2 separate regions of the Homo sapiens genome follow, and region 2 is linked to region 1. Evidence: read pairs that join two places in POLR2A ChIA-PET (ENCODE). Cell type or tissue: endothelial cell of umbilical vein. All regions are shown on one strand. Region 1 overlaps PELP1 (proline, glutamate and leucine rich protein 1). Region 2 overlaps ZMYND15 (zinc finger MYND-type containing 15).

The links. ChIA-PET counts read pairs that join two places held together with the same protein. Peaks named below come from ENCODE experiments on the same cell type or tissue, not always from the same donor. Only the 100,000 strongest peaks of a DNase experiment are listed, where the experiment ranks them.
Region 2: POLR2A ChIA-PET joins it to region 1 with 9 read pairs; 5 of 35 experiments call an interaction of 5 or more read pairs at or near these places.

The regions. Positions count from the first base shown.
Region 1 is chr17:4,685,430-4,689,429 of GRCh38, forward strand. The region is part of intron 3 of PELP1 (proline, glutamate and leucine rich protein 1); the gene reads right to left. Among named protein-coding and RNA genes, the nearest start is that of PELP1, 17 kb to the right of the region's middle. RefSeq lists enhancers at 1,066-1,235, 1,279-1,448, 1,687-1,856, 2,681-2,850. In endothelial cell of umbilical vein, no CTCF peak of the experiment used is centred here; no DNase peak of the experiment used is centred here.
Region 2 is chr17:4,746,030-4,750,029 of GRCh38, forward strand. It overlaps ZMYND15 (zinc finger MYND-type containing 15), which reads left to right. Exons shown (of 14, transcript NM_001136046.3): 14 at 1-84. Among named protein-coding and RNA genes, the nearest start is that of CXCL16, 8.1 kb to the left of the region's middle. In endothelial cell of umbilical vein, no CTCF peak of the experiment used is centred here; a DNase peak (open chromatin) is centred at 2,052; H3K27me3 peaks cover 534 bases.

The sequences.
Region 1 (4,000 bases):
GCTCATTTTGATCACCTCATCCTCAGCTTCAACTGCCATCTAAACACTGAAGACTCTTCCCCCTAGTAAAAGATGCCAGGCCAGGCACGGTAGCACCTGCCTGTAATCCCAACACTTTGGGAGGCCAAGGTGGGAGGACTGCTTGAGCCCAGAAGTTCGAGACCAGCCTGGACAATATAGCAAGAACCCATCTGTACAAAAAAAAATGTTTTAATTAGCGGGGGGTGGTGGTACACGCCTGTAGTCCCAGCTATTGGTGGGTGCGGTGGGGGGTACTGATGTGAGCACCAGAGGTCAAGGCTGCAGTCAGCCATGATCACACCACTATATTCTAGCCCAGGTGACAAAATGAAACCATGTCTTAAAAAAAAAAGAACAAAAAAAGGGCTGGGCTTGGTAGCTCACACCTGTAATCCCAGCACTTTGGAAGGCCAAGGTGGGTGGATCACTTGAGGTCAGGAGTTCAAGACCAGCCTGGCCAACATGGTGAAACCCCGTCTCTACTAAAAATACAAAAATTAGCCGGGTGTGGTGATAGGCGCCTGTAATCCCAGCTACTCAGGAGGCTGAGGCAGGAAAATCATTTGAACCCGGGAGGTGGAGGTTGCAGTGAGCCGAGACCGCGCCACTGCACTCCAGCCTGGGCCACAGAGCGAGACTCCACCTCAAAAAAAAGCCAACTAAAGCCTCCACCCACTGAACCATCAAGGCTACACTGAGATGCCCGGCCACTTCCACTGATGCCGGATCAGGGGGATAGTTACTAATGGTGCTTCTACTGAATGCTCAAGGCCACAGCCATGGTATTTTCTTCCCACACCTCCAAACCTGTCTTCCAGTGTTCAGGAATCCAGGAGTCACCCTGGACATGTGTTCTACTCGATGCTAATCTATCCTCAGCATCTGCCACTCTGACACTAAATCTGTCTCAAACCTGTATCGTTCTCATCAGTTCTACTGCCACAACCCTAGTCCAAGCTACTATGAATGTTCTCCTAGATTACTTTAGCAGCCATCTACATAGAGTTTCTGCTTCCAATCTGTTCCTTTCTAATCCATTATCCACAGGCAGCCAGAGATATATTTTCTTTCTTTCTTTCTTATTTGAGATGGAGTCTCGCTCTGTCACCCAGGCTGGAGTGCAGTGGCGCGATCTCGGCTCACTGCAACCTCCATCTCCCGGGTTAGAGCAATTCTCCCACCTCAGCCTCCCAAGTAGCTGGGATTACAGGTGCCTGCCACCATGCCTGGCTAATTTTTGTATTTTTAGTAGAAACAGGGTTTCACCATGTTGGCCAGGCTGGTCTCGAACTCCCGACCTCAGGTGATCCGCCCACCTCGGCCTCCCAAACTGCTGGGATTACAGGCGTGAGCCACCACGCCTGGCCTCAGAGAGATACTTTCAATCACCACCACCACCTCCTCATCCCTGCTTAAAACCTTCCATGAGTTGCCACTACTCCAAGAATAAAAGCCAAAACCCTTAGCATGGTCTATAAGGCCATACACAACTTGGTCCCCAGTCTTCCTATCTCCCCAGCCACATCTCATCAATTCTAGCCACATGCTGGAATTCTTCAAACAGGCCATGCTCCTCTTCTCTCATGGCTTTGGCACATTAGAACACTTTCTTAACCCAATTAACTTCTATTGATCAGTTCAGAAAAGCTCTCCCTGGACTGCTGGCCCTGATCACAAACACCCACACCACCCCAGCTGAAGTCAGATTCTCCTGTTACATGTTTTCCAAGAACTATAGTCTTTACCTCCACAGCACCTACCTCAGTTTATCACTTCACATTCATTTATATAATTATTCAATTAAAGTATCTTCGCTGGGTGTGGTGGCTCACACCTGTAATCCGAGCACTCTGGGAGGCCAAGGTGGGCAGATCATGAGGTCAGGAGATCGAGATCATCCTGACTAACATGGTGAAACCCCATCTCTACGAAAAATACAAAAAATTAGCCAAGTGTGGTGGCGGGAGCCTGTAGTCCCAGCTACTTGGGAGGCTGAGGCAGTCACGCCACTGCACTCCAGCCTAGGCAACACAGCAAGACTCCATCTCAAAAAAAAAAAAAAAAAAAAAAAGTATCTTCAACTAGAACAGGAATCAGTAAATGATGGTCTATGGGTGCCTGTTTTTGCATGGCCCACAAACTAAGAATGGCTTTTACATTTTAAAGGATTGGAAAATAAACAATATACAATAGAAACTATATGTGGTTCACAAAGCATAAACATTTCCTATTTGTAAACATTTACTTCATAGAAAAAGCGCTAGACTCTGAGTACCATGAAAGCAGGGTCCATGTACATCTCACTGTCTCTCCAGAGCTTGGTACACTGCCTGCTATATGTGCTCAGAAAATGCTTGTTAAATAACTAAGTGGAGATGTTATCAAAGGATGTAAAAGTAGGGGAAAAAAATTAAAACGTTAAAAGAGCAACAAAGTATGAAAAACGCACAACCAACCTTATACTGAACAGGGAAAAGTTGAAAGCATTCCCCTTGAGAACTGGAACAAGACAAGGATGCCCACTTTCACCACTTCTATTCAACATAGTACTGGAAGTCCTAGCCAGAGCAATCAGACAAGAGAAAGAAATAAAGGGCGTCTAGGCCAGGCACAGTGGCTCACACCTGTAGTCTTAGCACTTAGGGAGGCCGAGGCAGTCAGATCACCTGAGGTCAGGAGTTTGAGACCAGCCTGGCCAACATGGCGAAACCCTATCTCTACTAAAAATACAAACATTAGCCGGGCGGGGTGGCAGGCACCTGTAATCCCGGCTACCTGGGAGGCTGAGGCAGAAGAATTGCTTGAACCCAGGAGGCGGAGGGTGCAGTGAGCCAAGTCTGTGCCACTGCACTACAGCCTGGGCAACAGAATGAGAGACTCCATCTAAAAGAAAAAAAAAAGGAAGAAAGGAAGAAATAAAGGACATCTAAATCGGTAAAGGGGAAGTCAAACTGTCGTTATTCACCAGTGATATGATCATATACCTAGAACACCCTAAAGACTCATCCAGAAAGCTCCTAGATCCAATAAATGAAGCCGGTAAAGTTTCAGGATACAAAATCAATGTATACACATCAGCAGCACTGCTAAACACCATCAGCAACTAAGCTGAGAATAAAATCAAGAACTCAACCACCTTTACAACAGCTGCAAAAAATAAAATAAAATACTTAGGAATACACCTAACCAAGGAGGTGAAAGACCTCTATAAGGAAAAACTACAAAACACTGCTGAAAGAAATCACAGACGACACAAACAAATGGAAACACATCCATGTTCATGGATAGGTACAATCAATATTGTGAAAATGGCCATACTGCCAAAAGCAATCTACAAATTCAATGCAATTCCCACCAAAATACCACCATCATTCTTCACAGAACTCGAAAAAACAATCCAAAAATTTATATGGAACCAAAAAAGATCCCATAAAGCCAAAGCAAGGCTAAGCAAAAAGAACAAATCTGGGCGCATCACATTACCTGACTTCAAAATATACTACAAGGCTACAGTTACCAAAACAGCATGATACTGATATAAAAATAGGCACATAGACCAATGGAACAGAAGGGAGAACCCAGATATAAAGCCAAATACTTACACCCAACTGATCTTCAACAAAGCAAACAAAAACAAGTGGGGAAAGGACACCCTTTTCAACAAATGGTTCTGGGATAATTGGCAAGCCACATGTAGAAGAATGAAACTGGATCACTCTCACCTTACACAAAAATCAGCTCAAGATGGATCAAGGACTTAAATCTAAGACCTGAAACCATAACAATTCTAGAAGATAACATCAGAAAAACCCTTCTAGACATTGGCTTAGGCAAAGAGTTCATGACCAAGAATCCAAAAGCAACAAAAACAAAGATAAATAGATGGGACTTAACTAAAAAGCCTCTGCACAGCAAAACAAATAATCAGTAAACAACCCACAAAGCGGGAGAAAATCTTCACAAACTATGCATCTGACAA
Region 2 (4,000 bases), 61 kb after region 1:
AAGGAAAACGTGAAAACACTCAAGGCCTAGGGGGAGGACAGGTTGGTAAAACATGAAAAGGTAAATAAAATTACTTGTTTGAAACCACTGAGTCATGGATCTTTTGATTACACGCTCATAATTGGGCCATTAAACTGGGAACGAAGAGAAAGATTTTTTTGTTTGTTTGTTTTTTGAGACGGAGTTTCCCTCTTGTCACCGAGGCTGGAGTGCAGGGGACACGATCTCGGCTCACTGCAACCTCTGCCTCCCGGGTTAAAGCGATTCTCCTGCCTCACCCTCCGGAGCTGGGATTACATGCATGCGCCACCACACCCGGCTAATTTTTGTATTTTTAGTAGAGACAGGGTTTCGCCATATTGGCCAGGCTGGTCTCGAACTCCTGACCTCAGGTGATCCGCCCGCATCGGAAAAGGAGTTAGGGATGACTTACTTTCCCCCAGACCCTTTTAGTCCCCTCAACGGCTGTCATTTCTTTAACTCACAGTCAGGGATTGTGACCCTCCTTGGTAATCCCATGGTTCTCCTAATTATGTGTTGGCTAGTCACTTTCCAGCCCCGGTAACCCTCAGGGACCGGCCCCAAGGCAAGGAAAGTGGCTTCTTCCTGGGGGCGGGAGAAGCAATCAACCTCCTGGGACCACACAGATCCTTGGTTTGGATTCAGTGAAAGGCCCCAGCCACCCAACTCCACCTTTTCTCACCACCTCGTATTCAATAATCAACTCCTGCTGAGCTCTTCTGAAATCACTCAAGTCCATCAAGGTATGTCCATTCCTGCTGCAAACTCCACCGTATCTCATCGCCACATTGCAGCCCAGAGTATTCCTCCTCAAAAAAAGACATCTGAGGGCCGGGCACGGTGGCTCACGCCTATAATCCCAGCACTTTGGGAGGCCGAGGCAGGTGGATCACCTGAAGTCAGGAGTTCGAGACCAGCCTGGCCAACATGGAGAAAACCCCGTCTCTACTAAAAATACAAAATTAGCCGGGCATGGTGGCACATGCCTGTAATCCCAGCTACTTGGGAGGCTGAGGCAGGAGAATCGTTTGAACCTGGGAGGCGGAGGTTGCAGTGAGCCGAGATCGCGTCATTGCACTCCAGCCTGGGGGACAAGAGTGAAACTCCATCTCAAAAAAAAAAAAAAAAGAAAAGAAAAGAAATTAACCGGGTGTGGTGGCATGGGCCTGTAATCCCAGCTACTCAGGTGGTTGAGGCAGGAGAATCATTTGAACCTGAGAGGTGGAGGTGGCAGCCAAGATCGCGCCACTGCACTCCAGCCTGGGTGACAGAGTGAGACTCTGTCTCAAAAAAAAAAAAAAAAGACATCTGACCTCATTTCTCCCTCGCTTCAGTCCCTTCAGTGACTTCCCTTAGCTCTTAACAGTGTGGGCTGCCCTTAATGACTTCAGTCACTGAGTATAGATAGGGAAAAACAGAGGAGAAACCTGGCAGATACCACCTTAACCAAGGGATTAAGGTGAACAATTAAGTCCTGTTGATGTTACTCTTTTTTTTTTTTGAGAAGGAGTCTTGCTCAGTCGCCCAGGCTGGAGTGCAGTGGTGCAATCTCGGCTCACTGCAACCTCCGCCTCCTGGGTTCACGCAATTCTCCTGCCTCAGCCTCCCAAGTAGCTGAGACTACAGGCGCACGCCACCACGCCCAGCTAATTTTTGTATTTTTAGTAGAGACAGGGTTTCACCATGTCGGCCAGGATGGTCTCAATCTCTTGACCTCGTGATCCGCCTGCCTCGGCCTCCCAAAGTGCTGGGATTATAGGCGTGAGCCACCGCACCCAGCCCTGTTGATGTTACTCTTAAGTCTCTTTCATTTTGTAACATACCTCCTTGGCTTTTATTTTTTATTTCATGACACTGATTTGACAAGACACAGAATCATTTGTCCCGTAAAATGTTCCTCACTCAGGAGCTGGCTGATTACTTCCTCAGGGTGTTTTTTCATGTGTTCATTTATCTTCTTCAGTTCCTGTCAACCAGTAGTTAGATCGAGATGACAAGGTTCTGCTGATGTGGTCCCTGCCAACCTCTGCAGGCTGATCTCATGCCATTTCCTTCCCCTGTCAACTCTGCAGCCAGATGCTTCTAAATAAAGACGCGCTCTCTCACTGTGGAACTTCCCATGTGTTTTTTGTTTTGTTTTGTTTTTGAGATGGAGTTTCGCTCTTATTGCCCAGGATGGAGTACAGTGGTACAATCTTGGCTCACTGCAACCTCCGCCTCCCGGGTTCAAGTGGTTCTCCTGCCTCAGCCTCCCAAGTAGCTAGGACTACAAGCGCCTGCCACCACGTGCAGCTAATTTTTGTATTTTTGGTAGAGACGGGGTTTCACCATGTTGGCCGGGCTGGTCTCCAACTCTTGACCTCAGGTGATCCACCCACCTCGGCCTCCCAAACTGCTGGGATTACAGGTGTGAGCCACTGCACCTGGCCAGAACTTCCCATGTTCTTGCTCAACTAATTCTTAGCCTAGGTGGCAGCCTAAATGTCACTTCCTTAGGAAAGGAAGCATTTCCTGACCCCCAGATGAGGTTAGACACCCCTCTCCCTATTAAGCCCTCATAGCACCTTGCATATGCCCTTTGATGACCTTTATCACACAATTTCTTGTCTACCCTTTCAACGGTCAACCCAGAAGGGGTGGGTGCTACCTCTATCCCCCAGGGTCTAGCCTGGCCGGGCATATGGCAGCATACAGTAGGAGCTCGTTAACTGCTTATCAGATTGCTTTCCCCCCATACTTTCAACCCTCCCTCCTCATCTTTTCTCTCAGCTTCACCTCCTACAGCCAGAAAGGGGAAGCCTGGGTCTCTCGTGGACTGAGGAGAAATAGACCTTTTCACCACTCCGTTGGCCAAAAAATAAGCTTTTCCTAACTCCTGACATCTATTACATAACAATAGGAAAGGATGTGGTTATCTCCCAGTGGTGGGGTTACTAAGGATTTGTTTATTCATTTTATTTAGCTGGACTGCTCATTTTTCTTCCATGAACACAAGTGCTTTTGTAATAAAAATGCTTAATATACAAATTGCTCTTTAATAATTCACTTACCAACTATTGATTGAATACACAAGGCTTTGTGCCGAACCTTAGCGACGCAATGGGGAAAAAAGACACATAATGGTCTCTGCCTCCATAAAGCTTACAGTTTAGGGCAGGGATCAGTAAACTACGGCTTCCAGCCAAATGTAGCCCACCTTTTGTTTTTGCATGGCTCGTAATCTAATAATCAGATTTCACAGCCGGGCTCATGCCTGTAATCCCATCACGCCTGTAATCCCAGCACTTTGGGCGCCCGAGGCAGGCGGATCACGAGTTCAGGAGATCGAGACCATCCTGGCTAACACGGTGAAACCCCGTCTCTACTAAAAATACAAAAACAAAAAATTAGCCGGGCTTGGTGGCGGGTACCTGTAGTCCCAGCTACTTGGGAGGCTGAGGCGAGAGAATGGCGTGAACCCAGGAGGCAGAGCTTGCGGTGAGCCGAGATTGCGCCACTGCACTCCAGCCTGGGTGACAGAGCGAGACTCCGTCTCAAAAAAAAAAAAAAAGAAGATTTCACGAGAAAATTATTCGAAATTCAAATTACAGGGTCTATAAATTTATATTGAAGCAGAGCCACAACCATTTCTTTCTGTATTGTCCGTGGTTACTTTCTGGATGCAAACGGCAGGGTTTGAGTGCCGCAATTGCAGCAGAATCCCTATATGACCTACAACGTCTGAAATATTTATGAACAGATCCTTTGCAGAAAGTCTGCCAGCCCCTAGTCCAGGACAAGATTTCCAAAATGCAGGTTTATACAATTTTGTGTGGATCATGAAGTCAATTTAGTGAGCCTCAAGCAGCATCTTTTTTTAATGAAATAGAATAGATAAAAATATGTATCACATGTATAATTAATAACTATTTTGTGAAACATTTGTTATACATACGATATATGCTTATATGTGTATGTGCTGCATCCTGATGTAAAATGT